5 separate regions of the Homo sapiens genome follow, and regions 1, 3, 4 and 5 are each linked to region 2. A link is a loop called in an ENCODE intact Hi-C map of the cell type or tissue named here. Cell type or tissue: IMR-90. All regions are shown on one strand. Links, peaks and the distances in the headings refer to the core of each region. The heading gives the core; the rest is flanking DNA. Region 1 has its middle 180 kb from the start of MIR548G. Region 2 holds the start of EDNRA (endothelin receptor type A). Region 3 has its middle 17 kb from the start of MIR548G. Region 4 has its middle 170 kb from the start of TTC29. Region 5 has its middle 26 kb from the start of MIR548G.

Region 1 (6,257 bases), core at 602-5,601, 320 kb before region 2:
TATTTGCTGTTTCAATTAAGTAACCCTAGTTACTGCCTGGGTAGAATGGCTTGATGCCCTGCTTGAGACCAGGAGTTACAGATTTTAGTTAGAAAACAAGGCTCTTCTCTGCTCTATTGCCAATCAGGGGCGAGTTTGTATCCTCAGAGGGCAGCAGCTGCATTCCTAGTATCATCTTTGCCTCATCCGCCACTCTGGCACTGCACAAACTGAGCCCCGTGAAGCGCCGCGTTCCCTCTCTCCCTGAAGCGACGCCCCCTTCCTTCTCAGAGGGCCCCCTGAGCTGCGTCCCTCTGCCCCAGAGCTGTGCCTGGCGTCTGGCTGTCAGGAGGCACCGCGGCCCCTCCCGGCAGCTCCCGGCCGTCCTGAGGCAGGCGCCGAGCGGGGTCAGCGGGGAGTCGGGGCTCCCTGGGCCTGTCACTCAGCAAGACTGAGCCAGGGCTCCCTGACAGCCCTCCAGACCCTAGGGGATAACCGTGTCCGTGTCTGTCTGTGCATCAGATCAGAGGGAACGAAGCGCGCTCCCCCGCCTAATTCCTCCCCTTCCCTGGAATGTCCACGAGTTCCTGCTAATGCTATTGTTTGCTTTTGCTTATGCACATATAAGTCTTTGGTACACACACACTGTTTTGTTGTGGTTTTTCTTTTCCTTTCTAAAGCTAATAGTTTGTGGTGGGGTGAAGATACGGCTTTGGGTGTGGATTCAACTGGGAAAAAGAAATGCAAGCAGGATTTAGAAAATAATAAAACCACTTAATACATTTCCAGAACTGCAATTATTGCTAGTGAGAAAATATGGATAGCAATTATTTTTAAGTTCAGTGAATTGAAAAGATTGGAACTAGAATAGGATTTAAGTAAAGAAGAAATTCCTTCTCTAAACCAATTTCTGGTTGCTCAAAATTCCCAGGATAAACTAAAGTATGAAAAAAATGATGACTTCATATTATCAAAATATACATAGATTTCTGATTTGTTTTAAATACATTTTATACTAGTAAAATTCATTGATGGTAGAGAATGTTTTCCAGTTATTATAACTGATTTTAATTAAGCAGTTTCATATGTCTGGATTGTGTGTTTTGAGGTATGGCTCATGATCGGTCCACACGTAGATTTTACCATTTTAAATTTGCATTGCTTATAAGACAGGCTTTGTAGTCACGTAACCTGGGTTCACCTCCTCATGTAGCCACTTACTGTATCATGTTGGGCAAACTTTCTGTAGATTTTCTCGCCTGCAAAATTAGGGATAATAGTACTTTATGAGATTGTTGGAACATTACATTAGGTACTACATATGAAAACTAAAAACTGTCTCACACAGAATTATCACACAATAAATATTAGTTATTTATTTTTGCTAACTAATTCTGCTCAAATAAGAAAACTATGGGCCATTTAAAATAAATTATAATGTCAACATATTTTAAAAATAAAATATTAGGCCGGGCGCGGTGGCTCATGCCTGTAATCCCAGCACTTTGGGAGGCTGAGGCAGGTGGATCACGAGGTCAGGAGATCAAATCTATCCTGGCTAACACGGTGAAACCCCGTCTCTACTAACAATACAAAAAAATTAGCCGGGCGTGTTGGTGGGCGCCTGTAGTCCCAGCTACTTGGGAGGCTAAGGCGGGAGAATGGCGTGAACCCGGGAGGTGGAGCTTGCAGTGAGCCGAGATCGCGCCACTGCACTCCAGGCTGGGCAACAGAGCAAGCCTCCGTCTCAAAATATATATATATATTATTGTCCTATTTATATATTTTGGCATTTCTGAACTTTTTTGCAACATATATACAAATTCAAAAATAATTCATAGCAATAATATATAATTAGAATATATTGAAATGACAGGGCTCATTAGTAAGCTTTTAAACATTAGTCAGTCTAAGATTTGGTTTGGAAGAGATCGAGAAACACATTCAAATCTCAACCTTATTTTACAGAAAAGTATTAATCTTGTTTATTTGAAGTCAAGGTCAATAGTATAAATTCTGGGGACGATTGATGAACCAATTTGCAAAGGACATGTCACTAATAATCCCCTTCTTGACTAGAGACAATAACATAGACACCAGCCCCTACTTATAGTGGGACCAAAGGAGAATGTGTCATCTATCTAGAAATAATAAACTTATTTTCAATGCCAACTGTCTCACAGTCTATAATTTCATGTGAACCAAACACATAGCTATGATTAACTAAATCCTTCCACTTTTCAACTAGCTTTTGTACACAAACACATGTAAACGCACAATACCAAATTAACTTTTAGTTGTGTGCTATTAATTCAATCACCTTGAAAACAGGTTTTTATAGAGTCAAAATAATAAAAATTTAATATAAATATTTATTCTCAAGCTTAGGCAAAGGGACACCCTTCCCATATCATTTTAAACAACCATTAAAAACAAAAATATTCCATGTGTTTCTCGTAAACTCCCTGTAGCCTCTTAGACCTAATTTTATTTCCTTCATTTATATTATTCCCTTTTAATTACATGATCAATAAATAAATACGGATATCTGATGAGATCTGACAATTATTTTTGAGACTTTTAAGTTTACTTTTTAAGAAAACCTAAATCCTGGGAGGTAAAAATTTTGAAAATATTTGATCAGGAGATAAGGTATATCTCCATTTAAAGAAGTTCTGAAGACCAAAAAAAAATAGAATTTTAATCCCTCTGATGTTCCCTTTTGCTCATGTTTAGAATCCATTTTTCCTCTCTGAAATTTCTAGATAAAATTCAACAGGTGGTGGTTGTGGCGATGATGGTAGTGGTTAGTAGTTTTAAGAAAATATTTTTTGGAGACTGTGATGCTTGGTACACTTATTTAAAGCCCTTCATTCTGAGGAACTGAATTATAAGATAATTCCTTGGTAAGGAAGAAAGCAAGAGTGTCTTAACTGGCATAAGGAATGATCATCACAACCAGTACAAAAGAACTTTAACAATCAATCAGCCCTGTACCAGTTCAGCCACTGCCAGAGGATACATTTTTCTGTGCTCCATTTCAGACTTGGTTAAGTCTGACCTGCAGCTACAGGTCAGAACCACCAGAGGTCAGATTTTTACACCCCACCCGAATAGATGCTAAGCTTGAGTCTGAGACAGACAATGGTGTTTCTTTTCCTAGCACCTTTTCCTCTTCAATTTACCTTTATTACCACCAAATACAATGTAAGAATATTATATATAAATATAAGAGACGCATAGTTTACTTTCCTATATGGAAATGGCATCATGAGGAAAAAGTAAGGAAAAGGAGGAAATTAAGAAGACAATTATTTTAAGACGAAAGCTGGTATTGAGGAAGGACAAAAACCAAACAGCCTTCAAATCAATTTAAAAAGACAAAGAGAAACCAAAAAAAAAAAAAAAAACCCTATATGAGCATTCTGATTATCAAAATTGTATTAAGATGTTTGTTTTTATTCATAAGAATAAAGCTGATCTTCCCCAAAATGATAATACAAATAATATTGTAGTAGTAATACAGTGGTAGTGGTGGCAGCTGTGGCCACCAATATGTATTGAATGCATTGTTCTAATCACTTAACATACTATTATAACCTCATCATAAGGATGAGAAAATCAAGCGCAGAGGTTTTTCTAATAGTTTTCAGGAGCCTGGAAAATGTTTCTATCTTTTGCGACTATAATCTCACATTTGAGTGTTTGGCCAAAGATAAAAACTCAAATTGTTGGAGGAGGTGTTGGCATGAAGATATCATATTAATCCTAGGTTTATTCATCACAGAAAAATTTGGAAACAACCTATCTAATAATTGTACAATAATCAAATAAAAATACCAAATAATATGTAGTTATTACGATTAAAATTGTGAAGATTAGAAAAAACAAGAAAAATGTTTGGTTAAAAAAATTGAGAAAATTGTATCCATAACATAAATAAAACTGTATAAAATATGTGCATATATGTATAAGAATAAAGAAAGAAATCTGCTAGAAAAACAACATATTTGTTAGGGTGTAGGATCACAGGCAAAAATTTTTAAAGTAATAATCCTGGAACACACATTTTTAAACTGCCAAAGGATACAATGTGAAAAGTGTATCCTCCTGGGGCTAGAGAGCATAAGCCAACTCAATTGATTTCACAGAGCGCTCACCAGAGGTGAGTCCACCAACCACACCTGGGCCTTCCTACTTACCATGTCCAGCTTGGCTTACTGCATGCCTCAAAGCACCCACAAGATTCAGCAATAATACTGTTTTTCTTAGTAGTAATAATAATACAAAAGATGCCTATAGAGCTTTAGAGGTTTAAAAAAATTTTATTGCTTAGCTTATTTCAAGTCTAATTCCTTATGAATAAACATTGCGACTTAAAATCTCATGCTGTTGTCAGCAGAATGATATCCCAGAAGAGAGCAGAGAGGAAAATTCAGATGGATCTGGACTTTGAATAACAAAGAGGTCCACTTGTGCAATGAACAGGGCATAGCCTCACCTGTCTTTCCAATAAACCTAAGCACAGAGATATAACATCCCTAAGTATAGAGATATAACATGCTGGAACTCAGAAACATTTCATAGGAGCATTCTTGCAAAAGACAGTGGGTTTTCACTTGATACAGTAGATATCTTCTTTCTCTCTGAATTCTTTTCCCTACCAGACTCCCTCTCCATAACAACAACCTCTCTCTCATCGTGATAACCTGGGAATAAACATCCAGATTCCTGGGCTACACCTCAGAACAAATGAATGGGTGCAGTACCTGAAAAACTGTATTTTCTAAAAAGCTCCCCAGCTTTAAAAAATCAAAGTGATACCGTTTTTAGAGAGCAAAATCAATGAGGTAGGAAAGTGTACCCAACCTTTAAGGTTTTACCTTTCAGCTCACACCTAAATAGATTCTTCCTCAGCCATGAGTGCTCCTTTTAAGGAGTTGTCTACCAATGGGAAATAAGAAGCCTATTTAACCCTCACAACCTCCAACCGTTGGTCAAAACCTATAGCTGCCGTTCTTCATAGGTCCCTGCACACTGTCCACATTGAAAACATGCAGTTGAAGAGAGTTTCAAATGCCTCTTTTTTAACCACATTATGGCCGGCAATAAATGCAGAAATGTAGTCACAGCTCTACAATCAGAAAGAGGCAAAAAATGCAGCAATAGACATTCTCATGTTGTCAAGTCAAGCAGGAAGCAGGCTTTGTTCAGAGCAGATTTGAAGGAGCAGACAACTCTAGCAAAACAATGATAAAGACTGGAAGAAGTAATGTTACCCACTTACCCAAAAGGGCTCTGACATATGAGAACAACAGTCCAGTAGACAGCATGGGAAGACAACAGTCTGGCACACATGTAAAGATGATGAGTGCTCATTCATTTACTCAGTGAATATTTACTGAGTATCTACTGTGTGCCAGGCACTGTTGTAGATACTTGGAATACATCAGTGGACAAAACAAACATAATGCTTGTCCTTTTGGAGCTTATCCAGCAGGAACTTGGACCCATGCATGAAGAGGAATTCAAACCAGATCAGGATCACATATACTCTCTTGGTCACACTCCAGACTAATTCCACAGGGAGAAGGAATTGGAAATCACAGCAAGACTGTACAGCACATGCACACATTCCTTGTCATTTGTTTTATTGTGTGTGTACATATATACATATAACTACCAATGTACAGTGTTGATTATCAATCATTCATTTATTTATAAATTTCATAAATAAGTATTGAGTGCCTACTCTTTACCCAGCCTTGGCTAAGTCATGAGGTTTTGCTATGTTCATAAAATGCTTAGTTCAAGCATCCCTTCAGGGATTGTGACATATTGATACCTCAATGCAGTAGAACCTTCCTGACTATTAAAGTCGAAATTCTGGTCCTCAGAAAGAACAAACCTGGAAAATGTGATCCTAAAGAACCCTTCTTTGTGGAAGTCCATTTTTTATCAAAGTTAAATATATATTTGAAGCTCTTTTCTTTCCGAGGAGATGCACAAGCCACTCGCAGTGCCTTGGGCATTAATACATACTTGGGCTCACATACTTGCTGAATACATAGATGATGCTCTGTGATTCCCAGGTCAAAGAATAATCCCACCTGAAGGCTGTGGCACTGCCATTTCTCCTCGCCTCATTGGTTAAACACTACACTCAGACTTGCAGTCATTGACTGAAGAAGATGACAGTTTCATTCCAAAGTAATGTAATATTGGAATATGGGGTCAACATCCTTTGATTCCCAGGTTGTCAGTTCTGCTAAGAAAAG
Region 2 (6,257 bases), core at 530-5,529:
GGGAAAGAAATAACCTTTGGAAGTCAAGTTGAAAAGCTTAGTCAAATATATTAATTATATGTTCTTTGAAAGTAAAAAGCATGGAATATAGAGTTGGGGCAAGTATATAAAGTATTATCTATGGGGAGAAAGGTAACTGGAGGTAAAGTTAACTTGACTAAAAACTGGTTCGAGTCCCCTGAAGTCATTTGCCCCAAGTAAAGCTGAGAAAATGAGGATATAAATCTCCAACAGCTAAAGAACATTTATGTTGTTCTCATCTAGAATGAGGCAATCCTATTCTCTTACAAAGGCAGGTCTATGCTGATTATTCACATAAATACACTTACTTATGTTTAAAGATCTTAAAAGAGACAGTAAACTCATTTTATGAATTTAGAGGGCAGATCAACAGGTAACGTATAGAGGCAGATTTCATTTTGATGTCAGGAAGAATTGATTACGGTAAAAGATACATAACATAAATTTACCATTTTAACCATTTCAAAGTGTACAGTTCATTGGCATTAAGTACATTCACATTGTTGTGCAACCCTCATCACCATCCGTCACTGGAACTTTTTCATCATCCCAAACTAAATCTCTGAAACGTATGAAACAGTAAGTCCCCATTCTCCCCTCGGCACCTCCAAGCCCCTGGTAATCACTATTCTACCTTCGGTGTCTATGAATTTAACTATTCTAGGTACCTCATCTAAGTGGGATAATAAAATATCTATCTTTCCTTTTATGTCTGGCTTATTTCACTTAACATAATATCTTAAACGTTCATCCATGTGGTAGCATATATCATTCTTTTTTAAAGCTGAATAATGTTCTGTGTTATGTACATGTATTTATATACATATACATACATGTATATACCACATTTTGTTTATCCATTCTTCCACTGATGGATATTTGGATTGTTTCCATCTTTTGGCTAGTTTTCACCTTTTGGCTTTTCTGAATAATGCTGCTATGAATATGGGTGTACAAATATCTGTTTGAGACTCTGCTTTCAATTATTTAGGTAAGTACCAAAAAGTAGAATTGCTGGATCATAGGGTAATTTTATGTTTAATTTTTGGAGGGCTGCCATGCTGTTTTCCACAACTGCTACACTATATTTTACATTCAGACTGGCAATGCACAAGGGTTCCAATTTCTCAACATTCTTGCCAACACTTGTTCTTTGCTGTTTTTGCTTTTGTTTTACTATAATGGCTATCCTAATAGGTGTGAAGGAAGAATTTTTAGTAACTAGTCCTACACCACAGTGAGATCAGCTGTCTCAATAGGTGGGTCATGATGAATGTGTTCTAGCAAAGACTGGACAGATTGACATATTCAGATATGCAGGTGATGCACTGTCCAAGTGTGTCTGGCCACAGAGTGAATAAGGGCTGAAATCCAGCACATGTTTCACGGGCCAAGATGTGAACTGCCTCTTTTGGGAGGAAGCAGTAAGTTTTTCTTTCCCGAAAATATTGTCAGCTTGCCAAGCCACATGCCCAAAGGGTCACCTTTTTTTAATATAAACAATGGCACTTATAAAAGCTATTAGTTATTCTGGTTGGCTGATTCTCCCTCCTAGAGAAGCTGTAAGATTAGTGAACAGGGTAATATCTAGTCTAACCCTACTAGATGACTATTAAGGCCTCTTTCAATGGTGGTTTTCTGTAGATCTCTTTGATGGTTTTACAAAATGGTCCCTAAATTCTTTGACACTCCTCACACTAAGGGTTGGGCTCTATATACCCTCACCTTCAATCTGGGATTTGTGACTGCTTGACTAATAGAATCAAGCAGAAATGACACGGTGCCAGTTTCTGGGCCCAGCCCTTAAGAAACTGGCAGCTTCCACTTTCTGTCTCTGGGGACATTCACTCTTGGATCCCCGCCACCATGCTGTGAGGAAGCCCAAACCACAAGTCTCCACAAGTCTTTGTGGAGAGACGCACGTGGAGAAAAACTAACACTCAACACCAAGCAAGTGAACTGTCTTGGAAGTGGATCCTCCAGCCCCTGCTACATGGAGCAAAAACGAGCTGTCCCAGACAGGCTCTGCCCAAACTGCAGACTGATAAGCAGAGTAAATGAGTGTTGTTATTTTAAGCCACTACGTTTTATAGTAATTTGTTTAGCTGCAGCAGATAGCCGGAACAGCATGGGATATAACATGACCAGTGCTCCAACCTCACACTTCTACCATGTGCTGACTCTAGCAGTGCACTGAAGGACTCCAAGGCAGGCCTTCCCTGAGGAGACCCCAGTTTTTACTCACATGTCACAGGCAGTGGCCTTTGTCCCTCATCTCCTCTCCCACCCCCAATTTAGGATAAAGTATCTGCCGTGATAAAGACGTTGAGACCCACTTTCTGTAAGGTCGGCTTCTTCATTGTTTGAATTTCTTGAGGTTTCACGGAGCCACGCGCTGGAACCTTCCATAGTCTCTCCTGAGGCTCCTTCTTTGCCCTGGGCTGGAGGTCTGTAGCCGTGGGATGCTGGCTACAAGGGACAAGATAGAAGCAAACCACCTGATCCAGTAAACTGCTGTCCACTTCGGCTCCTCAACGGCCTCTAAGCTTAAGAGGGAGCACGCAAGCCAAGCAAAGGCGGCAGGGAAGACGGAGAAGAAACCACCCGTGGGCCCTGGCTCTGTGTCCAGTTGTTCCGTCACAGATCAAATCTGCCTGCACTAAGAGGATGGGTTCCTCTGCAAGGCCTTTCGGAATTCTGAGTCTTGTCTGTCAAACTCTACCCTCTCTCCTCCACATCCCCCACCTTTTCTTTCAGGAAGGAAATAGTTAAAAAAGACTCCTGCCCTTCAGGGCCTGGAAGGGGGCGGCAGCTTTGTGCTTTTTAGTGGCCGCGTCCCAGGATAGCTGGAAGGTTAGGACGCTCTTGCGGTCCCAGAGTGGAGTGGAAGGTCTGGAGCTTTGGGAGGAGACGGGGAGGACAGACTGGAGGCGTGTTCCTCCGGAGTTTTCTTTTTCGTGCGAGCCCTCGCGCGCGCGTACAGTCATCCCGCTGGTCTGACGATTGTGGAGAGGCGGTGGAGAGGCTTCATCCATCCCACCCGGTCGTCGCCGGGGATTGGGGTCCCAGCGAGACCTCCCCGGGAGAAGCAGTGCCCAGGAGGTTTTCTGAAGCCGGGGAAGCTGTGCAGCCGAAGCCGCCGCCGCGCCGGAGCCCGGGACACCGGCCACCCTCCGCGCCACCCACCCTCGCCGGCTCCGGCTTCCTCTGGCCCAGGCGCCGCGCGGACCCGGCAGCTGTCTGCGCACGCCGAGCTCCACGGTCGGTGCAAGTCTTTCTTATCGGGGACTGGGACTGGGGCGGGTGCGGGGATGGCGGAGACGCTGCCTGGGCCCCTCGGTCGGGAGAAGACGAGAGCTGGGAACGTTCTGGCCCGACCGCCCTGCAGCTTGGGCGACCCGTCGCAGCAGGGGCTGGCACCCACTTGCCCCAGGGCGCGCGGGGAGGCGGGCGCCTTCCGTGAGGGGTGCGCTGCGGACACGTGTAGAGTTCGGGGAACTTCACCTCTCCACGTTAGGGTTTAGGATTCGGAGTTTTAGGAAGAGGAAGCCCAATAGTTTTCCCTGGGTGACCCCTTTTCCCCAGGCATGCAAGAACTTTGAGGAACGCCAAGCTCTGTGGCTTGCTCCAGCGCCTTCTTGTGAAGTTGGCTCCACAGCCTTTTCTTACTGGCTTGCTTTTCCTCCCCCACATCTGGGTCTGGGTATGCCAAGGGTAGCCAAGGGCACTCGGTGTGAGGGACTGAGGTGTTTGGGGAAACCCCCTGTGTAGCTAGTTTTGGAAACCTGCCTGTGGAGGTCTGGGCGTTTTGTTCTGTGCTCGCCTTTAAAGGACACTTGTTGCTTCTCACGTGCAGAAAACAAGGGCTGCTTCTAGATAATCACCCTCTGTTTACATCATCCTAATGGCTTTCCCCTGATAGAGTTGGGGGTGGGAGGCATATTAAACTCAGGCGTTGTCTCTAAGGAGAGTTGCTCATTTCTTAACCAGAGAGCAAAACCTCAGAAAACTTGTAAAAAGTTCCTACTTTTACTTGTTTTTTCCTCCACCTGTAGTTGTCTATGTGTTAGCTAATTGAGAAACACCTTGGCAGTCATTTCATGTAAATTGAATGCTCTAAACTCATGCCATTTTGATAAGGTCTGAATTTCCAAATTACCAATTACAGGTGAACTTTGATCCTGAGAGTCTCATATGTTAAATGGTTAAAGTGTAAGCGTAAGGATTCAGTCCTCTTTCTTAATAATAGTTTTTGCACTCCCCAAACTCTCAGATTCCAAACAGGAAGAATGCTGAATCTATAGACCATGTCCTTCAGGTCTGAACCTGAGATGCTTCACTAGCGCTATGACTGATTATGAGTGATGATTCAAAGCACAGCCTGACTCAGATTCCTGGAAATGAGCTACAGACCCACCTTGGAAGAACCTGCAGTTGAGGGGCTTCTTTCATTTGGTTTTGTACTTTTCAGCCAATGATAATATGACATCCACAGGCCTTTGCCAAGTATCCCTTAGTTTTGCAGCTTAACATGTGTGGAGAGCTGATAGAGAAGTCATCAGAAATGATTTCTGTAGTGGTGTCATTGTTGGAGGAGGAAGGAAGGGGGTTTTAATGATAGCTGGCTCTCATGCCTTAAGAACCCACAGCGTTGGCCTTACCTCCTGGCATAATCAGCTAACCAAGCAGACCAGCATGCTAACGTTCAAAGCACCACAGGACCTCTGATGAGTAGAGCAGTACCCACCGTAGCCAGGTCAGTTCACAGGTCAGTTCCCAGCCGACTGTAACCGGCAGAGAGCCATTCCATTTCTGCAAAGGCCTTCTCTCTCTCATTTTTAAGAAAGCTGTTATTGAAGGTTCCCTTTCATTTGGGAAGCTGGAAGACGTTAGTCACGAAACAGCACAAGATATGAAAGTATTTCTTCTCCCCCCTGTATCTGTGATCCAAAAAGGAGGATGACAAGAAGCTTTTCTCTTGGAGTCCTGGTGTTCCCTTTGGAATGGAAATGGTGTCATTTCATAGGTCTATCAATTTTTGGCCAGATACTCACTCCAGATTATAAGAAGCAGGAAAAAACTGCAAACTGTTTATAATTAAGTCTAGTCAGAGCTGACAAATACATGGCCTGCCTCTAGCCTTGAAAAATTGATATTTTTCCCATTTAATCAGAGTGAGTCAAGTCCTATAAGCAAAATTATGTGTCCTGCCATTTCTTGGCTTTGAAACCTTGACCTAAATACTTCTTCAAGACTCTGGTTTCCTTATAAGTAAAATGGAGATATTGCTCCTGCCTACCTAGAGTCGTAAAGCTCAAGGCAGATAACAGATACATATATAATAAGTTACTATATGTAAATACTATTATTATTTCAGAGTTCAGGGGGAAATCTCTGGGGAAGGCAAAAGTATCCAATACTCGCACTTTATATATACCCTATACTTTCTATGCAACTTGAATAAATCTTATTTTATCCACGTATTGGCCAAACCTAAGCTTTACTGATTTCCCAAGATAATTGTCAAAATTCCTAAAAGTGGTTAACATCAACCTTGAATACACTCAGAAAAAGGATTCAATTTTATTTTTTACTTTTTATTTATTTAATTTTTTTTTTTTTGAGACAGGGTCTCACTCTGCTGCTCAGGATGGAGTGCAGTGACTCGATCATAGCTCCCTGCAGCCTTAACCTCCTGGACTCAAGTGATTCTCCCATCTCAGCCTCCCAAGTAGCTGAGACTACAGGCACACGCCACCATGCCTGTCTAATCTTTTTTATGTTTTGTAAAGACAGGGTCTCACTAAGTTGCCCAGGCTAGTTTCAAACTCCTGGGCTCAAGTGATCCTCCTGCTTTGGCCTCCCAAAGTGCTGAGATTATAGACATGAGCCACCACACCCAACCAGGACTCAATTTTTTTAAGATTAAATTATGACCTGGGTATATACATCACAGACACGTACACACACCACCGCATAAATCAGATTATGTCTTCATTTGAAGATTCATAAAAGCCTACAGAAAAGGAAATATATAAAATATTGAAATAGGATGAGCTATTTTTAATTATCTTTGATTATTCCTTATTAAGGTCTCCTAGACTTCCTGGACAGGAAGGACCACTTGCTCTCTGCAAGTGACTTAAAAATAAATAAATAAATAAATAAACCACACCAGATGGTCTTTGAAAATGTCTAACCACCCTCCTGAGTCTATTGCTTCATCTAAACTCTGG
Region 3 (6,257 bases), core at 830-5,829, 120 kb before region 2:
GTTCTGTACTAAGAAAAATTCTTCTGCCTTGGGATCCTGTTGATCTATGACCTTACCCCCAACCCTGTGCTCTCTGAAACATGTGCTGTGTCCACTCAGGGTTAAATGGATTAAGGGCAGTGCAAGATGTGCTTTGTTAAACAAATGCTTGAAGGCAGCATGCTCGTTAAGAGTCATCACCACTCCCTAATCTCAAGTACCCAGGGACACAAACACTCTGCCTAGGAAAACCAGAGACCTTTGTTCACTTGTTTATCTGCTGACCTTCCCTCCACTATTGTCCTATGACCCTGCCAAATCCCCGTCTGCGAGAAACACCCAAGAATGATCAATAAAAAAAAAAAAAAAGAAAGAAAATAGATTTTCAACAACCCTATCAACAAGCCAGTCACGAGAGACCATATGTTGTATATTTCTATTTATGTGAAATGTCCAGACTAGGTAAATCCACAGAGGCAAAAAAGTAGATTAGTAGTTGGCAAGGGCTGGGGGTGGAAAGTGGGAAGAATAGGGGACAATAGGAAGTGACTGCTAATGGGTATGAGGTATCTTTTTTAAGTGATGAAATATTCTAAACTTAGATTTTAGCAATAGTGCAAAATTCTGTGCATATAATAAAAAGCATTGAATTATATACATTAAATGAGTGACATGTATAGCATATAAATTATGTCTCCTGTATTAGTCTGTTCTAATACTGCTATGAAGAAATACCTGAGCCTGGGTAATTTATAAAGAAAAGAGGTTTAATTGACTTACAGTTCCGGATGGCTGGGGAGGCCTCAGGAAACTTACAATCATGACAGAAAGGGAGTCAAACACATCCTTTTTCACATGGCGGCAGGAGAGAGAAGTGACGAGCAAAGGGGGAAGCCCCTTATAAAACCATCAGATCTTGTGAGACTCACTCACTATCATAAGGACAGTATGTGGGTAACCACCCTCACGATTCAATTATCTCCCACCGGGTTACCTCCCCCAACACATGGGGATTATAGGAACTACAGTTCAAGATGAGATTTGGGTGGGAACACAAAGTCTGACCATATCATCCCCATAACACTTTTTTAAAAATATCCTCTCAGAGGTTTAGTTTCCTAGAGCTGCTCAATATATGGATGGGTCAATAAAATCCAAGTGAGAGGGAGCCTTAAGATGAATCGCCTTTGCCTTACCCTGCTCTTTCTTTGGCAGTGATGTTTGTTGAATTTCTGTTTCCCTCTCTGCTTTCAGCCCATGGACTTGGAGTTGTGTTTCTCCATCAGTTCACTAACTTTGCTTTGAATTTCTGGCTCTCCTTAAAGTAACACCCAGTCCCCCTGTTCGAATGTCCACTGATCACTGACCCTGCCTCCTGGGTCTCATGCAAAGTCTGACACCTGAACACATTTTGGCATCCTTGATCAGCACACTCCTGGACTTTGTCAAGTGGAGTGTCAGTCTCCTCCCAGAAATGCTAGGTTAGAACCAAGGTGGGGACTCTGACGGACCTCAGGCCACACTCTTCAAGCAAAGAAGACTTGGCTTGATCTTGTGACAGCCACTTGTATTTAAATGAGATGCTGGGAAACATATGGAGACCTACACAAGGGAATACCCAAAAGCTTCTTGGGCATTACACTGACCTACATAGTATACGGTTTTCCATTTGGGCTGAGTCACACTGCCCCTGATCAGGATAGATGTTATAGGGAGATGGAACAGAAGGCAGGGAGTTCATAGCAGTACTATCTGGTACCCCAGCATCAGGGATGTCCCCAGCTTCCCGTGATATTCATGTAGGCCCTGGAAGCACCGCTTCATATAGTGATTGTTTATTTAATGTCCAAGTTTGGAATGGCTTAGAAAAAGAAAAAGACCTAAGAGCTTATATGATGTCATGGAAAGATAGAAGTCAGACATGTGGTTTTCTTGGGTTCTTCAGCTTTTCCCAATTTTCTCCACCCCACATTCAGAGCTCTATTTGCCTTCATCTGCAGAATCTCTGTAGGAAGCAGTTTTGAAAGGCACTGCTGAGTCACTGAGTTGTACTGTGGTCTGACTCTCTGATACTTTAAATTCTGATTTGAAGAAATTGCTTGAAAGCACTGATATCTTTTTCTCACCGCTGGCAAATGGCAAAGTTTTCACTGAGTGAAAAGCAATGTTTCGTAAGTGAAAAATATAAGAATCAATTTGTCCATCATTCCATTATCCTGCCCAAACACTTAACAATTAAGGGACAGGCCAGAAGGCTTCAGTTAATTACATAAAAGGTTTTTTTTGTTGTTTGTTTTTAAGTTAGGTTTAAAGAGTCCATGAGCTGCTGACAGTCTAAGAAAAATTCTTTCAGGCATTTAGCTGGAAGTTGTCACAGTTTGAATGGATGGTTTATTCAAAATGAAGATTAAATTTCTTTATAGCAATTCTAATTTCATGGAACTTTAAATCTTAAAAAATTTAATGAAACACCCTAATCTTATAGAAAATAAAAGTAGGAGCCAGTGAATAGAAGTGACTTTCCCAAGTTCCCATAGCTAAATATATGGCAAAACTAGGAATAGAAGGACCCAGGTCATCAGACTGTGGAAACAGGGCCCTATTTTACTTCAGGATGTGCCAATAATTTATGATGATGTGAATCTTCTGAAACTTATACATGATTCAAAGACACTGGGGAGGTGGGAAAAAATGGATTTGGAAGGGATGAGGAAGAATAAGAGGATCAAATAGCATCTTTATTCAGGCTCCCTGCAATGGTTGAAACAGAGAATATTGTAAAGAATATTACATGCCTTCCTGAATCAAAAGTAGCACAGCCCTGCTGGCAGCTAAGGAAGCAGGGTAATAGAAATCCCAACACCTCCACACTCAGCGCCTGGAAAATGAGAACCTAAAGCTTACTGTATTAGGATAAGGACAAGCCCAAAATCAATCATGACCCATGCCAGCCTTAAACAGTTACCATAATCTCTTACACTTGTGTATTATTCTCTTATATTAAAATAAGAATCCTAGTTGTATGCATTTATATTTGATATATAAATATACATTTGCCCTTAAAGGGTCATCTACTATAAAGGAAATTTTTTTAAAGAATTGCAAGGAAGAAATACAGTACGTTACATTTCATTAAACCATTCTCCTGATTTTCTGGAGATCTGACCTAATTTCTCTTTAGGCCTATTAGAAAATGACATCCTTCCATTGGCAGAAACTGTCTAATTACTTTTTGTTATGAGCTATTTCCAACATTGCTGATCTGCAATTCTACAGAGCACTTTCATGAGGGCAGAGGGCAACTGTGAGTCATAGAGACTCTGGGAGGAAAGCAGAGCTCTTTGTCTGAATAAGGAAAAGTTCAGTTGTTCCTTAGGTTTCGGGCATATCAGCTATTGCTGTCATTGGGAGTGTTTCCCAGAACTGAAAGTGAGCCTTTTAGAAAGGTTTGACATCAGGCAAGTGCTCTCTGGGGCAGGAGAGCTGCACTTTTCAGTGATAAGTACAAAGCCTAGGTTCCCTGATGAATAACAGCTTGATGATACTGGGTTAAGTTACTGAACTTCTCTATGAAATTACATCAGCCATACCATTAGGTTGTTTGGACCATTCAATGAAGTAAATACATAAATGTACATAGCCCATCACCTGCATAGATTATATCTTCCATAAGGAATAGTTGCCTTCCTTCCTCTTGGCTAAGGGAATTGGAGGTCTGGCTATACTGTTGGAGAGAAGAGTTGTACCACAAACAGACTCCACTGAAACCATGTGGACTTTGGGAAGACTGGGCCCAAACCATAGCTCAGAAAGAACATTTGGTGAAGGAGCCCAGGTCTATCCAACATGACAGCCACTCTTCTTCATGGTCTAGCCTAGTGCTATTCAAAGTGTGGTCCTTGGCCCAACTGTATCGATATCATCTCAGACCCTCTAAATCTGGATCTCTGGAGTAGGGCCCAAGAATCTGTGGTTCTACCAGCTCACCAGGTGATTCTTTTGCAGGCTCAAGTTTGAAAAACACTGCTTTAGAGAAAGTGTTCCTAGCAAACCCAAGAGGACAGGAAGACATGGACCAGGGTAACAATCAGATTTTCAGGGGCTCAAGCCAAGGAGGTTTTAAGAAAAGGTGTAACAAATGACTGCTAGGAAGCCTCTGGGAAAAACCTTTAGGAATCATGTAACAATTGTCAATTTTATAAACACTTTCGTTCACTTAGCAAACATGAATCCACATGCGCTTATTAATCTTCTAACCAGAAGTAAGCCACTGAGTTTTTCACAAATTGGCTGGACAGGCTGATTCCCAAGACAAGAAGAGATCATCCACAAAATCCTTAAATAAAAAGAGCCTAAGTGCTCATTTTTGGTGACAGCAAGCAAAGAGGGAGATGGGAAGACAGCATTTTACTCAGTAGTCAGTCGTAGGAGGAAAAGAACCAGGGAATGGAAGCAGTCCAAATCCCTAAGGCTTTCAGAAAGCAGGGGGAAAAAATAAAAGCTAGACATGGGACTGAAATCCAGAGGTTGAGACATGACCCATCAGGCACATAACTGGCAGGAAGCCCAGCAGCGAGGCTCCCTCTTAGGAACTAAGCATCTGCCTGTTTTCACGTCTCTGCAACATACTAAATTATCTGTTAGCAAGTAGTTGCAGCATCCACAAAGATCAGGGACACAGGACACTTAGAAAATTCAATTGTGTATGTAAATATTTACCTAGCTACTTCCTTGGAGTCTACAGACCTGTGACATTTTATTGGCAGACAGACTTTATGATTTCAGCGTGCCAGTGTATTTTATCAGAAATAAGTGAAAAAAAAACTCAAAACAACTTGGAAAATAGAGATGTTCAAGTCAAGGTTTATCCACCAATGCCTCTGAAACTGGAGGGGCTTCAGTGCAGACCTTTAATCCACAATGCCTGATTCTGAAGTGGCATGTCTGTGTAAGAGAATTTAACATCCTAAGGATCCGCCAGCCTCTTCTATTTAAAGTCAGGGCCATTGATCCCCTTTTTGGGTTGACCCACACCCCACCAACCCTCAGGATCTGGATGCCATATAAACATTAACCAGAAGAAATCAGTTGCGTATCTCAGGTAGATTTATCTTCTAGGTAATCTTATTCCTAGACATGCTTTTGCTTTTAGTTTCATTATATTTACTTTGCCTTTGCCCTGCTCTTGTGGCCAGTGCCCTCTTTGTGTTTTATCATGAACCTGCTATGTGCCCACCTCAAAGCTGGACACTGTGGTTCAAACATTTCCTTCAGGAAGCCACTAGTCCACTTCCTGTTAGAAAAGATTCTGAACTTCTTTCCCAGATAAGTTGAAGAACCTGTTTTCTGACCTGGTTAGAAATTGAAAACTCAATCGAAAGATTGGCAAAGAAAATTGTGGAAATCTATGAAAGTAGAAAAAAATGAAAAATACAAGAGAAAAGAAAAGAAACTTGAAGGACCAGTACCGAGAATATAATATCTGAACAAGCAAGTTTCATGAAAAAGAGGACAAAAAACATTGAGGGAGGAAATCATCAATTAAAAAATTTAAGAGAATTTCCTAGAACTGAAGAACATTGGTCAGAACGTCAAGATGGATGGAAACAGAGTCACACCCAGGCACATCACTGAGAAATTTCAGAACACTAGGGGTAAAGGGAAAAACAAACACAGTTCCAGAGAGAGGGGGGAAAATCGTATGCAGAGGAACCAGAAAGTGAAATAACTTCTAAAGATACAAAAAACAACAGAAAACTAGAAATTAATAGAGTAATGCCTTCAAAATTCTGAAGGGAAATTATTTTCAATCTAAGTTTCTATAAACAGCCACACCATTATTCAAGTGTCAAAGCAAAATACAGCTATTTTCAGATATTCAAGGGCTCAAAAAAATTTGCTAAAGTGATGAAGGTCTTCAGGCTCAAACAGTGAAAAGTACAATTATAAATAAGCAAATTTAAAATAAGACAACCCCAGGGAATACAGAAAGTTATGTGGGGAAGGAAAAAAATATATACATGTGCATGGTTCATCTGTGAATAAGGTACAGAGGTAATAATAACATAAACCTGTCTACTGGTCTAACCAAAGTTACAAGAGGTCAGGGGAATAGGAAGAAGGATTGTGAGGTATTTGGGATGAGTGTGTGTGTGTGTGAGTGTATGTGTGTATGTGTGTGTGTGCGTGTGTGTGTGTTGTGCAGAAAGAGGAGGAAAAGAGCTGAAATCATCATCTTCCAATGTGGGAAGTCAATAGATAATGTCTAAAACTGGAGG
Region 4 (6,257 bases), core at 428-5,427, 370 kb before region 2:
GTGGGAGCTAAATGACAAGAACACATGGACACAAAGAGGGAAACAACAGACACTCGGGCCTACCAGAGGTTGGAGGGTCGGAGGAGGAAGAGGACCAGGAAAGATAAGTAATGGGTACTAGGCTTAACACTGGGATGGGGAAATAATCTGTACAACAAACCCCCACGACATGAGTTTACCTACATAACAAACCTGAATATGTACCCCTGGACTTAAAATAAAAGTTAAAAAAAAAAAAAAAGGAATTCCTCAGTCTCACTCCCCACAGCCTGGATTTCAAAACCTTTGGCTTGTTTAAGAAGTTAAGAAAATCAGCTTTGAGATTCAATGCCTCTCTGGGCCATTGATTCCTAAAGAGAGTAGCATATCCCACTAGGAGGTATTTTTGGAAAGCTGTGGGGTTACTTTTGGTTAAGATTTAGAGGGTAGGGGCTATTGGTATTTAGTAGATGGGGGTCCAGAATTATCAACATGGTGTAATGAAGGAGACAGTCCCACAATGAAAAATCATTCCATCCCAAGTTTGTGTAGGCCAAAAAATCTGATTATAACTTTTTTAGCTTAGAACCTTAACTCTAATGGTGCTTCTGTATGGTTTAAATATAAACGATACATTTAGTTTGTATAAACCAATATAAAATTCCCAGTAATGCACCTACCACATATGTGAGGGAATATCACTATGCCTTGTTTGATATATTACCAAGGGTTTTTTCCTATTTGAAAAAGTCACCAAGGTTCTACTTTTTGTTGAGTCACATAGCTGGATAGCTCTGCATGGCTAGTTGCCATACTCAGGATGACTGTGGAAGCACAAGTATTTTGTCTTCTGGTGTCATTTGTATCCAAGCATTATGTTGAAATGCTTATTAGTTCACCATTTGCCAATTATCATGAAATGCATATTATGATTTCACCATTTGCCAATTTCCTCTATTTCTCCTTTATGTTATAATTAGAGCACTCTAATGTGCTCGAATTTAAATAATGTAGTATCTTGTGTTAGCTCTAAAATTTCTTTCTAAGATAGTAAAGGGAAAAGAAAATATAAAACTATTTGTTGGGGGAGAAAGGATTTGGGGAAACATTGGTCAACAGACACAAAATTTCCAGTTACACAGGAGGAATGAGTTCAAGAGACCTATTGAACATCATGGTGTCTATAGTTAATAACAATATATTGTATACTTGAAAATTGCAAGAAGACTTCAAGCACTTACCACAAAAAATACATATGTGATGTCATGCATATGTTAAAGAGCCTGATTTAGCCATTCCACAATGTGCACATTTATCAAAACATCATGCTAGATACCATAGGTATACACAATTTTTGTCAAGTAAAAATATATAAATAAATATTTGTTATGTAGGGTTGGAATCAGATAAGGTTAAGAGCCTCTGTTCTATGCAGTTCCTATTTTTCCACTTTCCATATTGAGTGCTTCCTGTGTGCCAGATACTAAGTATTTCCCATACTTGCTCTCCTTCACTCTTCCCAACCTTCTATCGATGACATAAAACTACATAATTTTATATTGTTTATATAAACTAAAGCTTAAAGAATCTAAGTAAACCAGTAAGTGGAAAAATCCAAGATTCAAGTTCAAGTCCACCTAGCTGCAAGGCCTGGCATCTTAACCATTCCACTTTTTTAACTAATGTAGAAAAAGGTCATCTTTTAAAAATATTACTACCATATTTCTATGTATATAGTTTAATAACCTAGTTATTGAAGATATTTATCTAGCAATTAAAAGGAGCAGCAACTAAGCACTAGAGCCTTTTGTTTTAATGTACCCTTTGTGTAGTTTTTAATAAACTCTGTTACCTAATTGCCTTACTTAGCATATCTCTGTGCTATTAAAACTTCTTTAATGTTTTATGTGGAAAAAATACTAATCCTTAAAATGTAAGTTATTAGCTAAGAATTTTTAAATACAGTATTTCTCCAGAGTCCTTCATCCAGAAAATCCTAAGTACTTTAGCAACACTAGTCATATATGGAAAATAGTCCCACTCTCTAATTATAAAAAATGACAATGAGTACATTTCCATCCAAGCTGTTACCTCAGAGAGGAGTCAGATCACAGAACACCTAAAAAGTGCAATAGACTCATCCAGTTTCAGAGAAGGGTTTTGCTCAGCAGCCATTGTGCATCTAGGTCAACAGAGAATGTCAGCTGATACAAATCAGGACAATGATGAGTGCCTGTAATATGACCACCACTTTACATGTATTATTAGGTTGGTGCAAAAGTTACTGAGATGTTTGTCATTGAAATAATGGCAAGCCAAGCATGGTAACTCACGCCTGTAATCCTAGCACTTTGGAAGGCTGAGGCAGGTGCATCACCTGAGGTCAGGAGTTCAAGACCAGCCTGGCCAACATGGTGAAACCCCGTCTCTACTAAAAATATAAAAATTAGCCGGGCATGGTGGCAGGCGCCTGTAATCCCAGCTACTCTGGAGGCTGAGACAGGAGAATTGCCTGAACCCAAGAGGTGGAGGTTGCAGTGAGTGAGATGGTGCCATTGCACTCCAGTCTGGGCAACAAGAGTGAAACTCCATCAAAAAGAGAGAGAGAGAAGGAAGGAAGGGAGTAAGGGAGGAAGAGAGGAAGAAAGGAAGAAAGGAAGAGAAAAAAACGCAATTACTTTTGCACCAACCTAATATTTTTTTATTAACCCATGAGTTAAGTATTATCGCCTTTATTCTTTATTATACAGAAGGACAACTGAGGGCTCCAAGAGGTTTAAGTGACTTAAGAGACTCCAACCACAGAGTGTGCAAGCTGGGATTTGAGCCCGGCATGTTCTATTATGCTAATCTACTCAACTTCATGTGTGTGGGGATTTGAGGCAGTTACAGCGAGTCATATTACGACTGAGGGGAGTTTTGGTGCGGGCTATGGATTAAACCTCCAGTTAAGTCTTGCTTACACCTAGGAAGTCTAATATCCAGTGAATGTTCCCAACTGTCTCTAACACATAAGGATTTCGCTGGATTTGGGCAGTTAACATGCCACTTCAAGGATGAGAATGTTTCTTGGGAAATCCAACAGTGACAGGAAAGCTTGAGTACACTCTTTAATAGCATGCAAATGATGGGGCTGGAAATTCCCAGAACCGTTTTCCACTGTCCTGCACTCTCTCTATTTTTGGTATTGCTATTCAATAGCTCTCATGTCCTAGGAAAATCATATCACTGCTGAGAAACTCTTTCTTTAAAGGCATCTATAACTTCCATGCTCTCATCATCTTCTTTCATTTGTTTTGGGACAGAACTTTAGAAAGTTAAATTGAAAATTTAAAAACTAAATATAAAAGCAGCAGCCACTGGGTGTCACTGATTTACCACTTGAATGTACCTCATCCCACATATCTATAGCAGGAAAAAACCTGGCCTTTTTATTGGACTATTTCAAAGCACTTTATGTTCTTGAGTGCTATAGATAAGCAGAAGAATTTAAAATGTTTAAAACATGAATCTTCTGACACTGAGAAGCTCAAGGACCATTACTGTATGCTCTGTTACAGCTATTTATAACTGTAAGTAATAATATTCCCATTTTAGAGATGGATACACTAAAGCAGAGCAAGCTAGTAAATCGAGGATGGCAGAGGACACACTCTTGAACTTTATTATTTAAATCAGGACTTTCTGGCCAGGTGCAGTGGCTCACGCCTATAATCCTGGCACTTTGGGAGGCCGAGGCAGGTGCACCACCTGAGTTCAGGAGTTCAAGACCAGCCTGGCCAATACGGTAAAAACCCATCTCTACCAAAAATACAAAAATTATCCGGGTGTGATAGTGTGCATCTATAATCCCAGCTGCTCGGGAGGCTGAGGCAGGAAAATCGCTTGAACCTGGAAGGCAGAGGTTACAGTGAGCCGAGATTGCCCCACTGCACTCCAACCTGGGCAACAAGAGCAAAACTTCATCTCAAACATAAAAGAAATAAAAATAAATCAGGACTTTCATGTTGTATTTTTATTTAAAGATAATTCTCTAAAGCCAGGAACACAGTACCCATTATTTCATTCTTGCTCATATCCCGCCCCCCCCCCACCAATTCTATATCTAAGATGAAGAAAAAGAAATCATTTCAGAACATTTCCAAAAGAATGTCAGGATTCACCTCCTTTCCAAGGTGGCCAAATAGGAACAGCTTTGGTCTGCAGCTCCCAGCGTGATCAACATAGAAGATGGGTGATTTCTGCATTTCCAACTGAGATACCTGGTTCATCTTATTGGGACTGGTTGGACAGTGGGTGCATCCCATAGAGGGTGAGCCAAAGCAGGGTGGGGTGTCGCCTCACCCGGGAAGTGCAAGGGATCTGGGGATTTCCCTTTCCTAGCCAAGGGAAGCCATGACAGACTGTACTTGGAAAAACAGGACAATTTCACCCAAATACTACACTTTTCCCAAGGTCTTAGCAACCAGCAGACAAGGAGATTCTCTCCCGTTCCTGGCTCAGTGGGTCCCACACCCACGGAGCCTTGCTCACTGCTAGCACAGCAGTCTGAGATTGAACTGTGAGGCGGCAGCCTGGCTGGGGGAGGGACATCTGCCATTGCTGAGGTTTGAGTAGGTGAACGAAGCAGCCAGGAAGCTTGAACAGGGTGGAGCCCACCGCAGTTCAGCAAGGCCTACTGCCTCTATAGACTCCACCTCTGTGGGTAGGGCATAGCTGAACAAAAGGCAGTAGACTTCTGCAGACTTAAACCTCCCTGACAGCTCTGAAAAGAGCAGTGGTTCTCCCAGCACGGTGTTTGATCTCTGAGAACAGACAGACTGCCTCCTCAAGTGGATCCCCGACCCCTGTGTAGCATAACTGGGAGACACCTCCCAGTAGGGGCCGACAGACACCTCATATAGGCGGGTGACCCTCTGGGATGAAGCTTCCAGAGGAAGGATCAGGCAGCAATATTTACTGTTCTGCAACATTTGCTGTTCTTCAGCCTCCATTGGTGATACCCAGGCAAACAGGGTCTGGAGCAGACCTCCAGCAAACTCCAACAGACCTGCAGCTGAGGGATCTGACTGTTAGAAGAAAAACTAACAAACAGAAAGGAATAGCATTAACATCAACAAAAAGGACATCTATACCAAGACTCCATCTGTAGGTCACCAACATCAAAGACCAAAGGTAGATAAAACTGCAAAGATGGGGAGAAACCAGAACAGAAAAGCTGAAAATTCTAAAAACCAGAGTGCCTCTTCTCCTCCAAAGGATCACAGCTCCTCGCCAGCTACAGAACAAAGCTAGATGGAGAATGACTTTGATGAGTTGACACAAGTAGGCTTCAGAAAGTCAGTAATAACAAACTTCTCTGAGCTAAAGGAGCATGTTCTAACCCATTGCAAGGAAGCTAAAAACCTTGAAAAAAAGGTTAGATGAATGGCTGACTAAAATAAACAGTATAGAGAAGACCTTAAATGACCTAATGGAGCTGAAAACCATAGCACAAGAACTTCATGATGCCTGCACAAGCTTCAATAGCAGATTCGATCAAGTGGAAGAAAAGGTAACAGTGATTGAAGATCAAATTAATGAAATAAAGTGAGAAGACAAGTTTAGAGAAAAAAGAGTAAAAGGAAACAAACAAAGCCTCCAAGAAATATGGGACTATGTGAAAAGACCAAATCTATGTCGGATTGGTGTGCCTGAAAGTGACGGGGAGAATGGAACCAAGTTGGAAAACACTCTGCAGGATATTATCTAGAACTTCCCCAACATAGCAAGGCAGGCCAACATTCAAATTCAGGAAATACAGAGAACATCACAAAGATACTCCTCAAGAAAAGCAACCCCAAGACACATAATCATCAGATTTGCCAAGGTTGGAATGAAGGAAAAAATGTTAAGGGCAGCCAGAGAGAAAGGTCGGGTTACCCACAAAGGGAAGCCCATCAGACTAACAGCTGATCTCTCGGCAGAAACCCTACAAGCCAGAAGAGAGTGGGGGCCAATATTCAACATTCTTAAAGAAAAGAATTTTCAACCCAGAATTTCATATTCAGCCAAACTAAGCTTCATAAGTGAAGGAGAAATAAAATCCTTTACAGACAAGCAAATGCTGAGAGATTTTGTCACCACCAGGCCTGCCTTACAACAGCTCCTGAAGGAAACACTAAACATGGAAAGAACAACCAGTACCAGCCACTGCAAAAACATACCAAATTGTGAAGACCGTAGACACTATGAAGAAACTGCATCAATTAATGGGCAAAATAACCAGCTAACATCAT
Region 5 (6,257 bases), core at 402-5,401, 160 kb before region 2:
CTTCCTCCAATTTATTTAATAGACGACAAAGGATCCAGAAGTGCTATTGGAATAATTACCTTTGATTTTAATATTTCCTCTTGACTCATTTGTGGAGGAAGTCCCAAACTAATAATGATTACCTGAGACAGTTTATAATTGCTATCTATAAGTAAGTGTTATTTCCTATATCATTGTCAACATATATATTTTTTTCACAATGCACAGAATAAGTCTATTCTCCTTAGGTTCCATTCTTTAAAAAAAATCTTCTTTCTTCTTAGACCCTCTCCAATACCTTTTGCATTTTGATTGATGTAGCATGCTCCCTACTCCCTTCACTGAACCAAACCTTCCCGCAGTTTAGCATAGAAGTCCCAAGATCCGGACTAAGTCATCTAGATCCTGGCCTCTCCCTACCAATCTGTTTTAACCAGGACAATGCCATAAGCAAATAGGCACTTAAAGTGTGATGATGATTATCATAAAAATAATTACAATTTTAACCTAACAGTGTTACTGAACTTGTGACAATCATCCTCTTGGTATCCATCCTTCTTCCTGTCTTTCACCATAAACACCAATATCAATGTTAAGTAGAAGTTAGAGAATCCTGAGGCACAGTTAGTAAACTTTACTAACAAATATATCTCAGAGGTCACACATTTATTTTAGCATATTGTGACTGATATATGGGCTAAAGAGCAAGACCAGCCTATATGTTGTCATGCTGAAAAACCCCGTAATAAATGGGAGTGTGGTGTTTACAACACAGCTTATGGTTTATGAAGCCCAGGCAGCTGGAATCACTTCATCCATCATTTATCCAAATTTTTTATCATACAGAGACGGTAGCTGATCCCAGAAAGGTAAAGTGGCTTTGTTAAAGATCTCTTTTACCCAGTCAAGGCTATCTCCAATAATAAAGGTGAGGTATGGAAAAGGAAAATACCTGACTTAAAGATAACGCCAGTCAATTAAGAAGATTTCTAGAGATCTAACAGGAAAACCACCTTAGGGTAACACCAATTTTATCCAAATCAAATTGATATATTACTCCAAACCACAGTATCAGCCCTTGTCTAATATTGAAATGAACTGTATTTTTCTTTAAAGAAACTAATCTTCCAGAGAGTTAATTAACCATGTAGGTAAATAAGATAGAAAGGAAGGAGAAAGGCTAGAGAGGATGAGTTGAAGATGTGTATCCATGTGTATGTTTGTTAGCTTCACTCTACAGCAATCCTGCACTCCTGATAGCAGTAAGAAAAATTCTCACAGATCAATTTGATAACAAGGAATTCCCAAACTCTCCCTAAAGTATTAATCTTGAGTTCCTGAGAGGCAGAGCTTGTCACAGAGGCTTGCAGGGGATCTTAATGACCTGGCAAGAGAGTACCTGTTATGGGATGATAACTAGACAGAGAAATGCCTCCAGGTCATTGATAGCAGGAAGTGCAGTGGAGACTCGACTCCTACACCTTATATATATAACAAGGTTAAGCTGAGACTCATCCAACACATGATCTCTATTTCTCCTCATCCACCCACCCCCCACCTTAAACAAATGCAAAAGGAAAGAAATGTGAACAGTTCTTTAAAAAAAAAAAAACACTCTTGGCAGGAAACTTTTCAACAATAACTTTACCATTGCAAAAAGCAAGGAATTACATATTCTTTTTGACTGAAGCATGAGGTTTCAAAGAATACTTATGAGAGTTGATCAAGAATCCATTTAATATGCATGACTGAACAATTAGATAAATATTTTAGCTGCATTTATTTTTTTTCTTTCTGTCCTTCATTTATTGTAACTATGTGTTACATTCTAAAGACTGTCCTTTTGTGCTTACAGTCTGTCAGTGGATTTTTTTTTGGAGGGAATGATCTTTCAGGAACTCTGAAATAAGCATTGAGGTATTGCAGTCAACGGTGACTGGCTGCAACTTTAACAAGGAATTTTAACCAAGAAGTGGACATCTGAGCCTACTGACTTAACTTACATTTAAGAGGAGAAAAAAAAATTTTAAGTTTCTTTTTTTCTGCATTATATCCATATAATTTCTGTGTGCTTCTCTACCATTGGGTATTTAGTCCATATTACTTTTCTATGAAATCAGATATGTTACCAGCTTTATTCCTTAGTGTATGCAGGGAAATTAAGATAAGCAAAGCATGTCTTCAGTCTTAAAAAAAAATCTATAAATTAAAAGCGATGCACCAAATTGGGCCATATACTTTAGGGCAGTAGCTTAAAACATGGTCTGCATCCCAGATACTGGGACAGTATTTATAATTTAACCCATGAAATGATATGATGTGGGCTGTAGCTGTTTCACTGATGCATGCATCACATATATTATTGATTAATTGACAAGACATTTCTATTTGAAGGTCCAATATATTCTAAATTGTGCTTTTTTATAGAAATTATCTCTAGAAGGACCAATTCTTCTGGTCAAACTTGTACTTTTTGAAATAAGTTCATGATATACAACCAAACTCATATGCTGATTTTGATCAAAATCACAATATTATTACAGGACCAAAATCATACAGAACTTTAAAAACTGAGTTAAAAGGCTGTAGATTTTTCCAAGCAGAAGATAATGGTGCCCAGATAAGACAGAAGTCATCAAGCTATCCTTTAAATAAACAAAAACATTAGTCTGAGTTTTGATGTTAACACAATTGCATACTCTTCACATAAAATCATTGGTGACTAAATGTATATACAGTATTTCATTTCTCTTAAAACTTTTTTATTGCATTAAGCATTTCCATTCATGCAGACAACCCAGAGAGGTGTTTGACATTCTACTCCAGGCAGAAAGTGACTAGATTCAGGGCAAGAGCACTTTCCAAAGGAGAATTTTCTACCTAATCATCTTGCACTTCACTTACTCTTTCCAGAATTTGATTTTACGAATGTGACTGATCTAAAACTTTATACTGATACCAATAGCTTTATTATTTAACAATTCTTGGACAACTAGCTTTTTAATTTATACATTTTCTGGCAGAGACCTGAAACCAGATTATTTAATAATAAAATATAAGCTTTGAAACCCCTCCAAATCCTTTACTTTTAGGTATAAGACCAACAATAAAAAATGTCTAGCTAAATATTGTATGAATGAAGGGATGATCTCTTTCACCGTACTGAGTTTCAATCCCCATTTGAATCCTCAGCCTTAGGCAAGTTCACCTTTGTAGATGAATGAATGTCTCGAAAAAAAGAAAATAATAGGGTTGTTCTTCATGAAAGATAAAGCCTGTTTCTACCCCATACTCTCTTTGTAGATTCCCTTAGGAAGAAATCTAGTGAAAGCTAAACTGGAAAGAATGTAATCAGTTTGCCAAAAGAATGTGATTAGCTTGCCAACTAGATGTGGATGGAGATACTATGTTCCAGCTGCGTTAATATGATTTTAGTTTCTGGAGTCCTTCTGAGTGTCCCCAAGCTCTTCAAGAAGGTCGTGGAAGATTTTACAAGTACAGAAGGATACACCCACTAACTGGTGCTGGGGATGGCCAAATGATGGATAAGAGTCATTGTTTATCCAACTGTAACATGGTGGGATATACGAGAACTGAGGTGTTTTGCCACCATCTTATTTCCAAACACAAGTCTAATCTGGGAAAACCTATAAGCAAATGACTGCATTTAGCTAGTATATGAATAGTTATGGCTAATCATTTAAATTCAGAACCATATTCACATATTTATGGAAATGGAAGTTAATGAAAAGTGGGCAAAATTCTTGCAAATGTCCACCTAAGAGATTATAACCCATATAGGATTGTTATGACAATGAAATACTATATTCATACACTCAAAAATTTCTCAGGTACCTACCAGAAGAGATTAAATCTTTGGCTAACAGACCCAGTGCTTGCTCTCCTCATTTAGACTCTTGAAACTAAACTTCTATGCTGCTCATGAATTGCAAAGCATGTCAGCTCTGGTCAGTGTTGCCTAGTTTCAAACCCTGCCTCTGCCTGTACTATCAGTACATCCTTGAGCAAGCGCATTAGTTTCACTAATAACAGTACCTACCTCAAAGGATTATGAGTTAATATATGTAACGTACATTTAAAAAGCCTCTGGCATATACACATTAATTAATATTATTTATTACTATTAATATTAAGTTGGATACACATTAGTTAGTATTATCCTAACTTTCATCAGTCAACACAAAAAGTATATTTCCATTCCCCTCCCCCAAATAAAACAATTGTGTCCTCTAATCCCTTGAGCAAGTTATGGCCTGGGACCAACAGCACTAGCATCACCTAGGAGCTTGTTGGAAATGCAGGACCTCAGTCCTCAGCCCAGACTCACTGAATAACAATCTGCATTTTAATAGGCTCATTTGGATACAGATTATAATTTGAGAAGCAACTGCTCCAACATACCCTCAGTGCATAATATCTGTACGTTCTTCCCCAGAGCTTCCCTCCCCCAAACTTTCCTGTTGTGTCCTCTAGAATTATTGTTTCAAAATCAACAAACTGTCTACAATCTTCTCTAAGTGTTTCCCCAAACTCCTTACCATACCTGCTCTCCCCTGAAGGTATAAATTTCTGTGTAAACTTCTGCAGTAATGACTGCTTGTTTTTACATACCCAAGGACATCAGAGTAAGGAAGTGAAGTTGCTGTCTTCCTTCTTCTCTGCTGCTGTCCTTCTTTCTGGTAAGATACTCTGTTCTATTGGGAGCCATGGCATTTGAAGCTACAACTTTCTCCTGCTCCTTGTCCCTCTAGGCTTCAAATCTTTCATCCACCCCCTTCCATCCATCAGACTTTGCCACTTTTTCTCTCCAAGCCATTGTCATCTCTCTGGGGAACCACAACAACCACATGGTCAGTCTAAAAACTTAGTGTCTCAGTTTCCTAACCATCTTGCTTACAGTAACTTTCTCCAAAGCCTCACATTACCTCATATTTCCTGGGTTACACCTTGAACCTTATCATCATCTGGAAGGGTTCCTGTTTCAAAAGCACCAGTTTAAGCACCCCACTCTCTGGCTATAACCTCTCTTCTAGTTTGCTTGAGATGGCCATTTGAGCTATCCACAACTTCATTGCCCATTCTACTTTGTTCCAATCTGTCGGCCCTTTTTACTTTTTAACTCCCTTCACATCTCTCCTTATCGAATTTAGATTCTATGGTCTGTCATATTTCAGTAACATTTTTAGCAATTCCATAATTATGCATTACCAATATACAAATATCTCCACAATTATCCTCCTTCTTCCTTCCTGTGACAGTGACAGAACTGACTTTGGGATTGCATAAAGCCAATCCCTCCATTATGCTTTGAATGCTGTGCCCATCCACCTTATCAGCAATCTCAAGAACTATTGATGATATCTTTTCTCTCTTTAGTGCTCAATCCCCGCCTTCCTGCCTCCATCAAACGGATCCTTGCCATTGACTTCTAAGCATGTTCAATTTTTCCCATCAAAAGGTAAACAGAATTTTCCTCATCTGCATCTCCTTCTAGCCTCCTTGGTAGATAACTTCCTCTTTCTTGTACAAAAACGTTCTGTTTGAAAGTCTTTTCTTCCTAAAACACTCTTTTTTTCTTGGCTCTACTGATGCTCACTCCTTTGTCTTTTGTTCTATCCTCTCTCTGGCTGTTCCTTCTCCATATTCTTTATACAAAGCTTGGTGACAAATATTTATTACTGTTAATAATTTTTTTTATTTTTTGAGACAGTGTCTCACTCTGTCACCCAGGCTGGAGTGCAGTAGTGTGATTATAGCTCACTGCAGCCTCAAACTCCTGGGCGCCAATGATCCTCCCACCTCAGCCTCCTGAGTAGCTGGGACTACAGACATGTGCCACCATGCCTGGCTTATTAAGAACATTTTTAGAGCCAAAAGAGATTGTAAACATACAATATCTTCTATGTTTATATTTGTTTTAATATTAGCTATATACTTAAATATAAATAATATCATGTAAGTTGTTTTATTATAATCATTTTCCATTCATATTACATGATAATCTTCTATATACCTTATCAAATCTATAAATTATCCCCTGAGAAACCCAAATTTAGCATGCCTCTTTTATCACCTTGTAATATAAGTTTACATTTGTGTGTTTGGCCCATAGACATACTGATTAGTCAAAGATTTAACAACTGAAACAAATTTCCTAAATACATATAAGGCCACAATGATGCTATAGAGAGACCAACATACAATATGTGAATAACCTTTCATTTACCTATACTACCTATATATGCTCTCATTTAAGT

The links. Peaks named below come from ENCODE experiments on the same cell type or tissue, not always from the same donor. Only the 100,000 strongest peaks of a DNase experiment are listed, where the experiment ranks them.
Region 1: it touches region 2 in a loop (5-fold over the local background); 9 of 110 quality-filtered maps call a loop at or near these places.
Region 3: it touches region 2 in a loop (1.9-fold over the local background); 9 of 110 quality-filtered maps call a loop at or near these places.
Region 4: it touches region 2 in a loop (4-fold over the local background); 3 of 110 quality-filtered maps call a loop at or near these places.
Region 5: a loop joins it to region 2, with 2.1 times the contacts of the local background. A loop is called at or near these places in 5 of 110 quality-filtered maps.

What each region holds. Positions count from the first base shown.
Region 1 is chr4:147,158,038-147,164,294 of GRCh38, forward strand. No RefSeq gene overlaps it. Among named protein-coding and RNA genes, the nearest start is that of MIR548G, 180 kb to the right of the region's middle. In IMR-90, for the core only: a CTCF peak has its summit at 3,062 (motif pointing right); a DNase peak (open chromatin) is centred at 3,074; H3K4me3 peaks cover 156 bases; H3K27ac peaks cover 2 bases.
Region 2 is chr4:147,478,095-147,484,351 of GRCh38, forward strand. EDNRA (endothelin receptor type A) reads left to right here and starts at 3,003. Exons shown (of 8, transcript NM_001957.4): 1 at 3,003-3,282. RefSeq lists enhancers at 3,693-3,792, 3,823-3,902. In IMR-90, for the core only: no CTCF peak of the experiment used is centred there; a DNase peak (open chromatin) is centred at 2,967; H3K4me3 peaks cover 2,525 bases; H3K27ac peaks cover 1,672 bases.
Region 3 is chr4:147,358,555-147,364,811 of GRCh38, forward strand. No RefSeq gene overlaps it. Among named protein-coding and RNA genes, the nearest start is that of MIR548G, 17 kb to the left of the region's middle. In IMR-90, for the core only: no CTCF peak of the experiment used is centred there; DNase peaks (open chromatin) are centred at 1,957, 3,307 and 4,547; H3K27ac peaks cover 2,438 bases.
Region 4 is chr4:147,107,813-147,114,069 of GRCh38, forward strand. No RefSeq gene overlaps it. Among named protein-coding and RNA genes, the nearest start is that of TTC29, 170 kb to the left of the region's middle. In IMR-90, for the core only: a CTCF peak has its summit at 3,358 (motif pointing right); a DNase peak (open chromatin) is centred at 779.
Region 5 is chr4:147,315,441-147,321,697 of GRCh38, forward strand. No RefSeq gene overlaps it. Among named protein-coding and RNA genes, the nearest start is that of MIR548G, 26 kb to the right of the region's middle. In IMR-90, for the core only: no CTCF peak of the experiment used is centred there; a DNase peak (open chromatin) is centred at 3,341; H3K27ac peaks cover 200 bases.